3 separate regions of the Homo sapiens genome follow, and regions 1 and 3 are each linked to region 2. Evidence: chromatin contacts called from ENCODE Hi-C or POLR2A ChIA-PET data. All regions are on one chromosome and are shown on one strand. The core of a region is the stretch at or near the end of the contact, and the rest is flanking DNA. Distances in the headings are between cores, read along the strand shown. Region 1 has its middle 110 kb from the start of CARMIL1. Region 2 has its middle 110 kb from the start of RIPOR2. Region 3 has its middle 39 kb from the start of RIPOR2.

Evidence for each region. Hi-C counts contacts between places; a loop is a spot of excess contacts on that map. ChIA-PET counts read pairs that join two places held with the same protein, here RNA polymerase II (POLR2A). Pooled maps may share reads with other maps.
Region 1: a loop to region 2 is called in a pooled map, with 2.0 times the contacts of the local background. The contact joins two enhancer-like sites. A Hi-C loop is called at or near these places in 4 of 50 pooled maps. POLR2A ChIA-PET finds 5 or more read pairs at or near these places in 4 of 52 experiments (GM10248, activated T-cell, activated naive CD4-positive, alpha-beta T cell and 1 more).
Region 3: a loop to region 2 is called in a pooled map, with 4 times the contacts of the local background. The contact joins two enhancer-like sites. A Hi-C loop is called at or near these places in 1 of 168 maps with a recorded cell type or tissue (K562) and 8 of 50 pooled maps. POLR2A ChIA-PET finds 5 or more read pairs at or near these places in 2 of 52 experiments (OCI-LY7 and activated naive CD4-positive, alpha-beta T cell).

The regions. Positions count from the first base shown.
Region 1 is chr6:25,164,973-25,169,829 of GRCh38, forward strand. No RefSeq gene overlaps it. Among named protein-coding and RNA genes, the nearest start is that of CARMIL1, 110 kb to the right of the region's middle. Within about 2 kb of position 3,184, at least 2 of the 41 ENCODE cell types and tissues checked have a DNase peak (open chromatin) inside an H3K27ac peak, as active enhancers do.
Region 2 is chr6:25,047,046-25,051,811 of GRCh38, forward strand. No RefSeq gene overlaps it. Among named protein-coding and RNA genes, the nearest start is that of RIPOR2, 110 kb to the left of the region's middle. Within about 2 kb of position 3,491, at least 8 of the 41 ENCODE cell types and tissues checked have a DNase peak (open chromatin) inside an H3K27ac peak, as active enhancers do.
Region 3 is chr6:24,972,678-24,977,453 of GRCh38, forward strand. It overlaps a transcript of RIPOR2 not described here and the pseudogene PPIAP29. Among named protein-coding and RNA genes, the nearest start is that of RIPOR2, 39 kb to the left of the region's middle. Within about 2 kb of position 2,039, at least 4 of the 41 ENCODE cell types and tissues checked have a DNase peak (open chromatin) inside an H3K27ac peak, as active enhancers do.

The sequences.
Region 1 (4,857 bases), core at 1,934-4,433, 120 kb after region 2:
TCTGTCACCCAGGCTGGAGGGCAGTGGCGTGGTCTCAGCTCACTGCAACCTCCGCTTCCCGGGTTCACACCGTTCTCCTGCCTCAGCCTCCTGAGTAGCTGGGACTACAGGCGCCCGCCACCACGCCTGGCTAATTTTTTGGTTTTTTTTTTTGGTATTTTTAGTAGAGACGGGGTTTCACCGTGTTAGCCAGGATGCTCTCGATCTCCTGACCTCATGATCCACCCGCCTCGGCCTCCCAGAGTGCTGGGATTACAGGCGTGAGCCACCGCGCTCAGCCAATAATTTCATTTTTAATTATGAGGTTGGTTGATTAATATCTGTGTCCCCTAGAAAACTGTAAGCTATGCAAGGGAAGGAACCAAGTTTGTTTTAGGTTTCCGTTGCACCCCCACAGCCTAGCGCACATGAGGATTTCAACAAATATTTGTTGAGAGAATAAATCAACATTGAAACTAATGGCTCACAACAGTCATTCTTACAACCCTTTTTATAAACCTGAGATTTAAACATGTCACCACTCCTAAAATATCTTTAGAACAGCTTTATATTTACTTGAGAACTAGAACTTAGCAAAATGTTATAATAATATGTGTTTAATTAAATATACTACAGAAAGCACCCCCCCCTTTATGACTAGGTAGTGGTCTAAATGTTTATTTTATACTGCACTTGATATTTTCCCATAAAAACAAGTTGCGAATGGCAAGTAAGTTCTAACCAGCCCACAAAAATCTTACTTACCCCATGAAGTAGTCAACATTGTATTGATTGGAGCTTTAAGACTAACTGCACTTTTGATCCATGAATTCAGTGTACCATTTAGTCCAGAGCACCCCTCAAGTCCAAACCCTGGGTCTTCCATGCCCATTCAGCCTTTAGTATCTCTCTGGATCCTAAAGCTTTCTGAGACCTGAGCAAAGCAGTAAGTAATGTCTTGACAGAAGGAAAGCTCCAAAAACAAGATCTGCTAGCAGCCACAGAAAAAAGAAGGGAAGTATACAGAAAAGGCAGTGTTGCTGATAAGGGGGTTGGGTAAAGTGGACAGGGTTGCAGAGAGGGCTCAAGCAGATAGAATATCAAGGGTAAGCAGGGTGCGATACAAGCAAGTTCTATACCCAAGTAACTGAGTGAATTGTAAATCAGGTGTTCTGAAGATGGCAAACACTATATATTTGAAAACTGTTTTAACATCCTAAATCCCTCCCCATCCCCCAGCAAGAACTCTCAATTCTTATATCTAGTTACAGAAGACGTGAAGACAAACCATCAAAAATAAATATCCTAAATTCAGTAGAAAAACAATACACACCATACCTTTGTTCCATTCCGAGTAGGCAGGGGCCAAACAGCACAAGAGCAGCTCCCCAGAGAAAGCTGAAATGGAGTGAGGTTGAAATCTTCTTTTAAATAACGTTTAAAACTTCTAGAAAGGTTGCAGCCTGAACAATTCAATTTGCTTGGTAACAAATTTAATCAGATTTTATTGTAGCCAGAAAACCTTTCCGAAAGTAATTACGAGAGCACAGCAGGCAAGAGCACAGCAGGCGAGTCAGACTTCTGGTGACATGAACACTCAGCCTGCTGATATGAATTTCAGTTGTCTTCATATATCTGCCAACCTTACCATTACCCTCCCAGCTCCACCCACAGAGCCTAGCAAAGAGCACTTCAGATAAACTCTGAATTCCCCACCAGCACAGGAGTATGAAGTGTGTACTTTAGATAAACTCCGAATTCCCCACCAGCACAGGAGTATGAAGGGTGTGTGTGTGTGTGTGTGTGTGTGTGTGTGTGTGTGTGTGTATGTGTTCATACATGTGTGTCTGAAAGCACATGTATGTTTTTGCAGATACATGAATGTAGTGTCAGAGGAGAAAATATTAAGGAGAACTTAATATATCACTCCCTAATTTTTTGTATCCTTCTGTAAGTCATCCTGTCATAAACACAGATTTTGGTTTTCTTTGTAATATAATAAGAATTGCTTTGTTGTAAAAGAAAAGACCTCTGTATAGTATTTCCCACCGGGGCATACAGTTTAGGCCTGGCCTCTGTTCCTTCCCGATCCCTACCCTCCCCTGACTGTACTGTCCTCTCAACCCTGAGGGCTCAGACTAGTGGGAATTCAGAATCCAAGTCTAAATCTCTTCAGACATCTGTATGCCACTTGGTTTATTTTCCCCAGTTTGATAAATATCCTGTCTTGCCCAGTCACTGTTTCAGCTCTAGCAAGCAGGTGTTCTATGTTTCTTTAAACAAACACAATACAGTGAAGAACTAGCTGGCATTGTGCCTGCCCAGGTATTTTCAAAAACTCACCTTAAGTCCTCCCCGCTTCATTAAAATCAATTCCTCCTTTTCCCACTGAGTGCTCTTTCTCCTGAATCCCTGGAGAATTCTGTGCCTCAAAATTTGCACTTAAAAAAAAAAAAAAGCAACACTAAATTCTCTTTTATGTTAGTCTTGTCTCTCCAACTAGATTATAAGTTTCCGAAGCACTGGCAATGTGACTTTGAACTTGTATTTACCACAACGTTTAAAATTCTGTGTAGGAAACAACTAAGCAATTCTCACGAAACAGCAAGAGGACAGTTGTAACCACATCTTATTCTAGTTGGAGAAATGTCTGATAGTAGGATAAAGGAAGAAAAGACTGCTATGTAGAGCAATTCTTCTAAGTAACACCTGCCCTCAAAATATCCTTTTCCTCTCCAAATCAAGAAGGTCTCTCAAATTATTCCTTCCCTAGTTCTAGATGACATCACATGACATTTTTTAAAGTGAGGTATGACTTACATATAGTAATGTGCACTAATCTTGAATGTATAGCTCTATGACTTTTTTACGCAGGTATACATTCATGTAACTACCTCCCACATCAAGATATAGAAAATTTCTAGGACTCCAGCTAACTCCTTCCCAGTCAACATCCACTCAAATGATAGCCACTCCTCTAATCTGTATCACCACAGACTGGTTATGCCTACTCTTAAATTTTGTATAAATGGAATCATATGCTGTTTTGTATCTGGCCTCTTTCTCCTACCATTATGATTGTGGGATTTATCCATATTGTAAACATATTTCATGTTATGTGCATATTTTATTGCATGTTAAATAAATTCTACGTAAGCCTCACATAGGAAAAGAAAGCAGGAAACCACCAGAAGGAACTGAACCCTGAGATGCACAATTGCTTAGGGAACCCACAGGATTTGCCAACATTGAGAAAAATAGACCTCTGATTAGAAATAAAAGCCATCTATTTTCTCTTATACAAGAAACATTAGACATATGGGAAAAATTAGCTGCCAGAAATAAGCTGAACAATCAGGGCAAAGATATCTTTCTGCAAGATAGATTTAGTAAAGAAAACAAGGAAGAATTTTCAGAAAAAGAAATTTAGTGCATCAAGGAATAAAAAGGGATTATAATAGCAGGAACCTGAATTCTCTGAAGGAGAGAACAGGTGTGGCAACATCTTTTTGACTTAAATATCAGATAGAAACAAAGAGGACTTTAGAATTCAGGTAAAGGGAGTTCTGTCTGGAAGATAAGAAAGGCAGAGAACAGAGGCCCTTTCTCTTTTTTGATTTCCAACTTTTAAGTTCAGGGGTACATGTTCAGGATGTGCAGGTTTGTTACACAGGTAAACACGTGCCATGGCAGGTACTGCACAGACCATCCCATCACCTAGGTACTAAGCCCTGCTAGCATCCATTAGTGATTCTTCCTTTCAACAGGACAGAAGAGGAGCCTTGTTAGTAAGGTGGTAGGTGACAAATCCCTGGTAATGGGGCAGATGGAGGACTTTTTAAAACACATGAATACTCTCTGGAGAGCTGTGACGCCACCCTTTTCGCCACCTCAGACCTTCAGCAAAGTGTGTCCACACAAGGTGAATGGAATGAAAGAATGCCATTTGGGGAACACAAAGGAAAACGATGTGTTCCATGTCTGCACCAGGACAGGCTGTAAGAACAGACTCTAAGAAGAGGTACAATTAGGAAATCTAGGACAAAGAAAATTGGACCTAGGTGGGGACCAAGTACAAAACCTCTTGGAATTGAAAAGAAAAAAAAAAAACAGGAGTTAGGGGAGGCATTAAACTTCCCATCAAGAATGGGATGAAGAGCCAGACATTTTATTTAAATCTCAAAGGGAGGGGTAATTTTCAGGAAGGTGTCACATAAATGAAAAGGGGTAACAAAAAAGGAGAGAACAAAAGGATTTTTCCAGTAAAATCATGGGCGCCAAAACAAAACAAAAAAATAGTGGAGATCTTAAGTAGCAGAATAATATGCCAAAAACCAAACCTGGCAACTGTGAAACAGATAACCAATTTAAGGAATCTCCTAAAAAACAGAGAAGTTATGAAAGAAAATTAAGAAACAGGAAGAATAATATATGATAACTTCTACATAACAGAAATTCCAGAAAACAAATGAAGGAATGATCAAGAATAAGTTAACATTTTTCTCAATAGAAGAAAATCTAGATTTCATATTTAAAGAATCTAAGGATTGTTGGGCAGGAATACTGAAAAAAGCCATATTACAGATAATCTGTTGAAATTTGTAAATGACAGAAAAGAATCCTACAAGAAATCCTACAAACTTCCAGAACACTCCCCCACCCTCCTCACACTCACTTCTCCCAACAAAAGACACTCCAACACCTTCACCAAAATCAGGTGTCTGCCAAGTGCAAAGAAACCAGTGGACATTGCTCTCTTATTTGGAAATAAAATGCCAGGAGACCCAATGGAGTGATGTTTACAGAATTCTGAGGGAGAATTCTACAGCCAAATGGTGACTCAAGTGTGGCTGTAAAAATAAAGGCCTTTTCAGACTT
Region 2 (4,766 bases), core at 2,241-4,740:
AATGTGTAAAGAAAAAGAGATGTAACAGGCTCACAGTTCCACATGGCTAGGGATGCCTCACAATCACGGTGGAAAGCAAAGGAGAAGCAAAGGCACATTTTACATGATGGGAGGCAAGAGGGGTTGTGCAGGGGAACTCCCATTTATAAAACCATCAGATCTCATGAGACTTATTCACTACCATGAGAACAGTATGGGAGAAACTGTCCCCTGATTCAATTATCTCCACCTGGCTTCATCCTTGACAAATGAGGACACAGCCAAACCATATCACCAGCTCATTCTATGAAGTCAGCATCAACTTGGTACAAAAACCTGGCCAAGACACAATGAAGAAAGAACACTATTGGCCAATATCCTTAATGAACATAGATGCAAAAATCCTTAATAAAATACTAGCAAACTGCCTGGGCACAGCGGCTAATACCTATAATCCCAGAACTCTGGGAGGCCAAGGCAGGTGGATTGCATGAGCTCATGAGTTCAAGACTAGCCTGGGCAACATGGCGAAACCCCATCTCCACAAAAAAACACAAAAACAAAAATTAGCCAGGCATAGTGGCATATGCCTGTAGTCCCAGCTAGTCAGGAGGCTGAGGTGGGAGGATCACTTGAGCCCAGGAGCTCGAGGCTGTAGTGAGCCATGATTGCATTAGTACACTCCAGCCTGGGCAACAGAGTGAAACCCTGTCTTTAAAAAAAAAAAAAAAAAAAAAACACCTAGCAAACCAAATTCAACAGCACATCTGAAAGAGTTAATTCACCATGATCAAGCAGGCTTCATTCCTGGGATGCAAGGTCAACGTATGCAAATCTATATATAACACCACATAAACAGAATTAAAAACAAAAACCATTTGATCATCTCAATAGACATGGAAAAAGCTTTTGATAAAATACAACATCCCTTCATGATTTTAAAAAACCCTCACGAAACTAGGCACTGGAACATACCTTAGGAAAATACCTTAAAATAATAAGAGCCATCTATGGCAAACTCACAGACAACATCATACTGAACAGGCAAAACCTGGAATCATTCCCCTTGAGAACTAGAATAAGACAAGGATGCCCACTCTCATCACTCCTATTCAGCATAGTACTGGAAGGGCTAACCACAGCAATCAGGCAAGAGGAAAAAAAGGCAACTAAATAGGAAAAGAGGTCAAGCCATATCTCTTTGCTGGTGATGTGATTCTATAGTTAGAAAACCCTAAGGACTCTGCCAAAAGGCTATTAGAACAGATAAATCATTTTAGCAAGGTTTAAGGATACCAAATCAATATACAAAAATTGGTAGCATTTCTATACACCAATAACGTTCAAGCTGAGAGCCAAATCAAGAATGCAATCCCATTTACAATAGTTACACACACAAAAATAAAATGCCTAGGAATACATGTAACCAAGGAGGTGAAAGAGCTCTACAGGGAGAACTACAAAACACTGCCAAAAGGAATCACAGATGACACAAACAAATGGAAAACATTCCATGTCCATGGATTGGAAGAATCAGTATCATTAAAATGGCTATATTGCCCAAAGCAATCTGCAGATACAACACAATTCCTATCAAACTACTCACGTCATTTTTTACAGAATTGGAGAAAAACTATGCTAAAATTCATATGGAACCAAAAAAGAGCCTAGATAGCCAAAGCAATCCTAAGCAAGAAGAAAAAAGCCAGAGGCATCACATTATCTGACTTCAAACTATACTATAAGGCCGCAGTAAACAAAATAGCTTGGTACTGGTACAAAAACAGACACATAGACCAATGGAACAGAATAGAGAACCCAGAAATAAAGCTGCATAACTACAGCCATCTAATCTTCAACAAAGTCAACAATAATAAGCAATGGAGAAAATTCAATACATCGCATGGGGATAGCTGGCTAGCCGTATGCAGAATAATGAACTTGGACCCCTCCATTTCACCGTATACAAAAATTAAGATGGATTAAAGATTTAAATGAAAAACCTCAAACTATAAGAATCCTAGAAGAAAACCTAGGAAGCTCATTCTGGATATCGACTTTGGAAAAGAATTTATGACTAAGTCCTCAAAAGCAAGCACAACAAAAAAAATGACAAGTGGGACCTAATTAAATTTAAGAGCTTCTGCACACACAGCAGAAGAACCTATCAACAGAGTAAACAGACAACCTACAAAATAGGAGAAAATATTTGCAACTATGTATCCAACAAAGGTCTAATATCCAGAATCTATAAGGAACTTAAACAATTGAACATGCAAATAATAATAATAACCCATTAAAAATTAACCCCTTTAAAATGGGCAAAAGACATGAACAGACACTTCTCGAAAGAAGGCATACAAGTGGCCAAAAAACATTAAAAAATGCTCCACATCATTAATTATTAGAGAAATGCAAATACAAGCCACAATGAGAAATCATCTCACACCAGTCAGCATGGCTCTTATTAAAAAGTCAAAAAACAACAGATGTTGGTGAGGCTGCAGAGAAAAGGGAACACTTATACACAGTTGGTGGAAATGTAAATTAGTTCAGCTACTGTAGAAAGCAGTTTGGAGATTTCTCAAAAACTTAACACAGAGCTGCCATTCCACCCGGCAATCCCATTACTCTGCATATGCTGAAAAGAAAACAACTTGTTCCACCCAAAAGACACATACACTCACATGTTCATCACAGCACTATTCACAATGGCAAAGATATATGGAGCCACCTAGATGCCTATCAATTGTGGATTGAATAAAGAAAATGTGGTACATATACACCACGAAATACTACATAGACATCAAAAAGTGAAATCATATCCTTTGCAGCAACATGGATGCCACTGGAGGCCATTATCCTAAGCAAATTAATGCAGGAACAGAAATCCAAAGACTGTGTGTTCTCACTTATAAGTGGGAGCTAAACAATGGGTACTTACAGACATAATGATGGGAACAATAGACACTGCGGACTACTAGAGCAGGGAGGGAGGGATGAGGGCAAGGTTTGAAAAACCAACCGTTGTTACTACACTCAGTACCTGGGTGGCAGGATCATCATACCCCAAACATCAGCATCACACAATATACCTAGGTAACAATCCTGCACACGTACCCCCTGAATCTAAAATAAAAGTTGGAAAAGAAAAGAAAACTATATTTGGGAGACCTAGAAATGGATATTGTTCTAACAGTCTCCTCTCTTCTTGGTTTTTACAATTGTTAATTGCAACACTTTTCTGTTCTATACGGCATTTAACATAAATCAAATCAGATAGCTGCCAAGGAGGCAAATTCGAGATGAGAGAAATCTTCCAGAAGCTGTCACGGTACTGTGACTATGTTCCCTCTATCACCTTCTTTTATTATATGGCGCTTGAAATTCTGTGCAAGCAATGAACTTGAATGTGGAGAATGTGATACAAAAAAATCAAGTGCTTTTTTTTTTTTTTTTTGCAATCAGCGTCAGACCTTCTTTCCTCCTCATTAAGCCACACATTTCCTAAAGCCTCTGCTGCATGAGTCACCAACGTTTCTGATGTACATAATTTACAATAGCAGATGAGAGAGAACAGCAGGCCAGAGGGGGCGGAAAGTACAGTTAGGTCTAAAATGAGAGGCAGTTGAAAAGTTTGCATTTTCTCTGCTCTTGTGAATTTAAATACAGATCTTGCCAGTTTCCTCATTATAATCATAGAAAGACTAGCGGGTGGGTGTATGGAACAAGAAGTGGAGGACTTGCCACCATCTTTTGTTGTTCTTTCCGGTCAGGTTGACAATGCTGAAGATCCATGGCTCCTACGTAGGGCTCCGTTTCCTGACTCTTCATGCTTTATATTTTCTTTTATCAGGTACACACTCATAAATGCCTGGAATAAATAGCCTTGCGGGGTGTTATTCTCCCAAGGAACAGTTTCATTTGTGTTAAGTGTACAATATCAATTTTTACTCTTTCTTGGGCTCGTGTTGCTATTAAATTTTCATAAATCGCAGAATTTCACGGTGGAAGCATGTACAGTCTGCAAGGAGCAATGTGTTTAAGAGAATATGGGGAAAAAGACATAATTATGTGATCCTTTCTTCATTTTTCCTTCAACTCATTTTTAATAAATGGAAGCTAGATGTTAGACTCAGGAGAAAAAGCATCAGCATGTCTGTTTCTACTTTAAAACCATCCTGGGGAGAAACAGACCTTCAGTTACTCAGTGGAGAATGGCAACTGCTGAGCCAAAGTACGTTGTGTGACTTTTATAGAAAGTCAACAAGGAAAACTTGGCATTATTTTAACATAAAAGCTTATCAAGCACCAGGAGGAAAACGATAGCACAGCACCTGATTTATTTCTCTTCTGTGGCAAATACATACAAAAAGAACATGAGGTCTCAGTTTGCTCTTTGGAAATTGAAATGGAAGTAGGGGTCAGGTTCTAGCTGTGGCTATCTGGTTGTCTACACACATTTATTGAGCACTTATGGAGAGATAGGCTGTGTGTTGCATGCTTTTAATAGACATGTGGTTTCACTTTATTTCCCCTACATTCTTATTCATGAGGAGTTATTAGCAATCCTATTTTACATATAAAAAAGTGAAGGTTAAACAATACTCTAAATAATAATCCAACACATAGAGTACTTCACATGTGTTAATTCATATGATTGTCATATAATAATCCCGTGACCATTTTGCAGATAGGGCAACTGAGGCACAGAGAAGTTTAGTAACTTGCCATGGTCACACGCCCAGCAAGTGGCTGAGATGAGATTTGAATTGAGGTAGTCTGGC
Region 3 (4,776 bases), core at 789-3,288, 76 kb before region 2:
CTCTCCAGGAATAAAGTTATTTGTCCAGCATTACAATGACTGCCTTGGGAGGTAATAAATTCCCTGTCACTGGATGTGTGTATAATTTGGCAGCATATGTTATGGAAGGAACTCACAGGTGGTTAAGTCTGGACAAATTTTAGAAGCTTTTTCACCCTTGAAAAATCTGTTTTACTAATAAATTATGAAATGCTGAGTAATGACTTTATTTTATGGGTGGAGACAGGGATAGAATTTCTTTATAGAAAACGTCTGTTAATGTGAATCTTGGATCTGTAGCCATGCTGGAGATGGGCTTGCTCCACTGCTGAGGGACATACGTGCATCCCAGCTCTTTTAATTATCTATGGCACAAATTTGAAAATAAAGTAATGAAAGGAGAGGAAGGAAGGAAAGAAGAGAGGGAAAAAGAAAGCATCTATTAACATATATTCATTTGATCTGAATAAACATTTCTCCAAAAAACATATTTAAATAGTCAATTAGCTGCAGAGAATAGGGAATGCTTATACACTGTTGGTGGGAATGTAAATTAGTTTTGCCACTATAGAAAGCAGTCTGAAGATTCTCAAAGAATGTAGAACAACATTCGACCCAGCAATCTCATTACTGGGTATATATCCAAAAGAACATCATCCTTCTAGGCTGGGCTTGGTGGCTTATGCCTGTAATCCCAGCACTTTGGGAGGCTGAGGCGGGTGGATCACAAGGTCAGGAGATCAAGACCATCCTGGCCAACATGGTGAAACCCCCGTTTCTACTAAAAATACAAAAAAAAATTAGATGGGTGTGGTGGCGTGCGTCTGCTACTTGGGAGGCTGAGGCAGGAGAATAGCTTGAACCTGGAAGGCAGAGATTGCAGGGAGCTGAGATCACACCACTGCACTCTAGCCTAGTGACAGAGTGAGACTGCATCTCAAAAAAAAAAAAAAAAGTCATCCTTCTACCAAAAAGACATATGCACTCACATGTTCATCACAGCACCATTCACAATAGCAAAGACATGGAATCAATCTAGGTGCCCATCAATGGTGGACTGAATAAAGAAAATATGGTATATATACACCATGGAATACAATGCAGCCACAAAAAAAGAATTAAATCATGTCCTTAGCAGCAACATGGATGCAGCTGGAGGTCATTATCCTAAGTGAATTAATGTAGGAACAGAAAACCAAATACCACATATTCTTACTTATAAGTGGGAGCTAAATCTTGGGGACACATGGACATAAAGATGGGAATGATAGACACTTGGGATGACTAGAGGACGGAGAGAAGGAGAGGGATAAGGGTTGAAAAAGTAACTACTGGGTACTATGTTCACTACCTGGGTGACCTGGGTCAATTGTACCCCAAAACTCAGCATTACACAATATACTCATGTAACAATCCTGCACATGTGCTCGTTGAGTCTAATAAGTTGTGTTGGGTGGTGGCTCATGCCTGTAATCCCAGCACTTTGGGAGGCAGAGGTGGGAGGACTGTTTGAGCCCAGGAGTTAGAGACCAGCCTGGGTAACATAGTGAGACCTCCTCTCTGCAAGGAAAAAAATAAGATTAGCTGGATGCGGTGGTGAGCACCTGTGGTCCTAGTTATTGAGGATCACTTGAGCCCAGGAGTTCCAGGCTGCAGTGAGCCGTGATCGTGCCTCTGCACTCCAGCCCTGGGTGACAGAGCAGCATCCTGTCTCAAAACCAAAAAACAAACAAACAAAAAAACCCAATTGAAATTATAAAATATGTTCAACATCATTAGTCATCAGGGAAAATGGAAATCAAAACCACAAGAGAGTATTTCACACCCAGCAGGATGGCTACAACACACTGATAATCACAAGCGTTGAGGAAGATGTGGAGAAACTGGAGCCCCTATACATTGCTGGTGGGAATGTAAAATGGTGCAGTAGCTTTGGAAAGGAGCTTCGCAGTTCCTCAAAAGGTACCATAGCACTCAGCAATTCCATTCCCAGTTATATACCCAAGAGAAATGAAGATATTTGTCCACACAAAAACATGTATGCAAATGTTTGTGGCAGCATTATTCATCATAGCCAAAAATGGAAACAACTGTTCATCAACTGATGAATAGATAAAGTGTGGTATAGTCATACAGTGCAAGATTACTTGGCAACAAAAAGTAAGAGGTATTGATACACGCTACAGCATAGATGAACCATTAAAATATTATGCTAAGTGAAAGAAGCCAGTCACAAAAAACTACATATTGTATGAGTTTATGGAAATAAAATGTAAAGAATAAGCTAATCTTCAGAGACAGAAAGTAGACTGGTGGTTGCCAGGAGCTGGGGTGAAAGGAGAAGTGGGAAGTGACTGCTAATGGGTATGGGGTTTCTTTTAATGGTAATAAAAATATTCTAAAATTGATCATGGTGATAGTAGTACAGCTCTGTGAATATACTAAAAGCCATTGAATTATACACTTTAAATTGGTGAACTGTACGGTATGTGAATTAAATCTCAATACAGCTAAAATAAATAATGAATCTCTACTTATCTTCATTTGTAAATTTCACCAAACTACTAACTTTTAATTGTAGAAGTTTAAACACAAAGAATGTAGAGATATTTACAGCATGTATAACAGAGAATGGGAAATATACTTTAATAAGGAACTCTTCCAAATCAAATAAACAAATATAAAGAAATAAGAAAAAGATGTACAGCACGGTAAAAAACTAGGCAAACGACACAATATGCAAGAGAAGTACAGATGAACAGAAAATTCAGAAAAGCATGGGATGGTGAAAAGGGGAGACATTGATTAAAGGGTACAAATATTCAGTTATCAGACCTAATGTTCAGCATTGTGACTACAGTTAATAATAATGTATTGTTAGCCAGGCCCAGTGGTGCACACCTGTAGTCCCAGCTACTCGGGAGTCTGAGGCAGGAGGATTGCTTCAACCCAGGAGTTTAAGCCCAGCCTGGGCAATATAGTGAGACTCCATCTATAAAATAATGGTAATAATAATGCATAGTATACTTGAAATTTGATAAGAGAGTAAATCTCAATTGTTCTCAGCATACAAAAAAAGTAACTATGTGAGGTGATAGATATGTAAATTAACTTGATTGTACTAATCATTTCACAATGTGTCCGTATATTGAAACATCACTTTGTACACCCTAAATATATAAATATATATAATTTTTATTTATCAATCATACCTCAGTAAAGCTGGGAAAAAACAAACTTCTAGAGATTGGTTGGTTGTATAACAACGTGAATATACTTTAGCACTATTGAACTATATACACTTAATGATGATCAACATGCTAAATTTTATGTGTATTTTGCCAGAGTTAAAAATTTTTGAAAAGAGAAAAGTGTCAAATTTATTAACACCTAAAGAAATGCTAGCGGAAAGGTTAACTGGTTCAGCCTTTTTGGATGTCATATTAGTAACATGTTAAGATAATTTTTAAAATTCATCCTTTTGGTGGAATAATTTTATATCTAGAAAATAACAAGGAAAAAGAATATGTGCAAACATACTCACTATGGCATTATTTATAATGACAAAAATTGCCGACAGCCAAATGTATGACAATAAGGAAATAGTTACATATATTAGAACGTATATATGCCTTGAAATATTGTGCAACCACTTAAATTGTGTTTTTAAAAATGACTAAATTATTCTAGAAAATATGATATTAAGAAACGAGAAAAGGCTTTGCAGACGCCGCCGCCGAGGAAAACCGTGTGCTATTAGCCATGGTCAACCCCACCATGTTCTTCGACATTGCCGTCGACGGTGAGCCCTTGGGCCGCATCTCCTTTGAGGTAAGGGGCCTGGAAACCAAGAAGTGACTGCTCATCTAATCCATAAAGCTATGTTAACAGATTGGAGCTGTTTGCAGACAAGGTCCCAAAGACAGCAGAAAATTTTCGTGCTCTGAGCACTGGAGAGAAAGGATTTGGTTATAAGGGTTCCTGCTTTCACAGAATTATTCCAGGGTTTATGTGTCAGGGTGGTGACTTCACACGCCATAATGGCACTGGTGGCAAGTCACCACTGGGAGAAATTTGAAGATGAGAACTTCATCCTAAAGCATACAGGTCCTGAAATCTTGTCCATGGCAAATGCTGGACCCAACACAAATGGTTCCCAGTTTTTCATCTGCACTGCCAAGACTGAGTGGTTGGATGGCAAGCATGTGGTCTTTGGCAAAGTGAAAGAAGGCATGAATATTGTGGAGGCCATGGAGCGCTTTGGGTCCAGGAATGGCAAGACCAGCAAGAAGATCACCATTGCTGACTGTGGACAACTCGAATAAGTTTGACTTGTGTTTTATCTTAACCACCAGATCATTCCTTCTGTAGCTCAGGAGAGCACCCCTCCACCCCATTTGCTTGCAGTATCCCAGTATCTTTGTGCTCTTGCTGCAGTTCCCTTTGGGTTCCATGTTTTCCTTGTTCCCTCCCATGCCTAGCTGGATTGCAGAGTTAAGTTTATGATTATGAAATAAAAACTAAATAACAACAACAACAAAAAGAAACGAGAAAAAACTCACTGCATATATATAGAATGACACCAATTTTGTGGCAAATAAGCCATACATATAGAAAAAAATACCAAAAATCATGGTAGGGTTACCAATGTTTTCAATTTTTTTTTTGCTTGAAACTTCTCTGAATGTCCTAAAAGGTCGACAGGACTATGTGTCCCCCCTTCCCTTTTTTTGGTATGCCTTTTAAATCATAATAAAGGTACATGTTTAATTTAAAACAGAGAAATTCAGAACACAA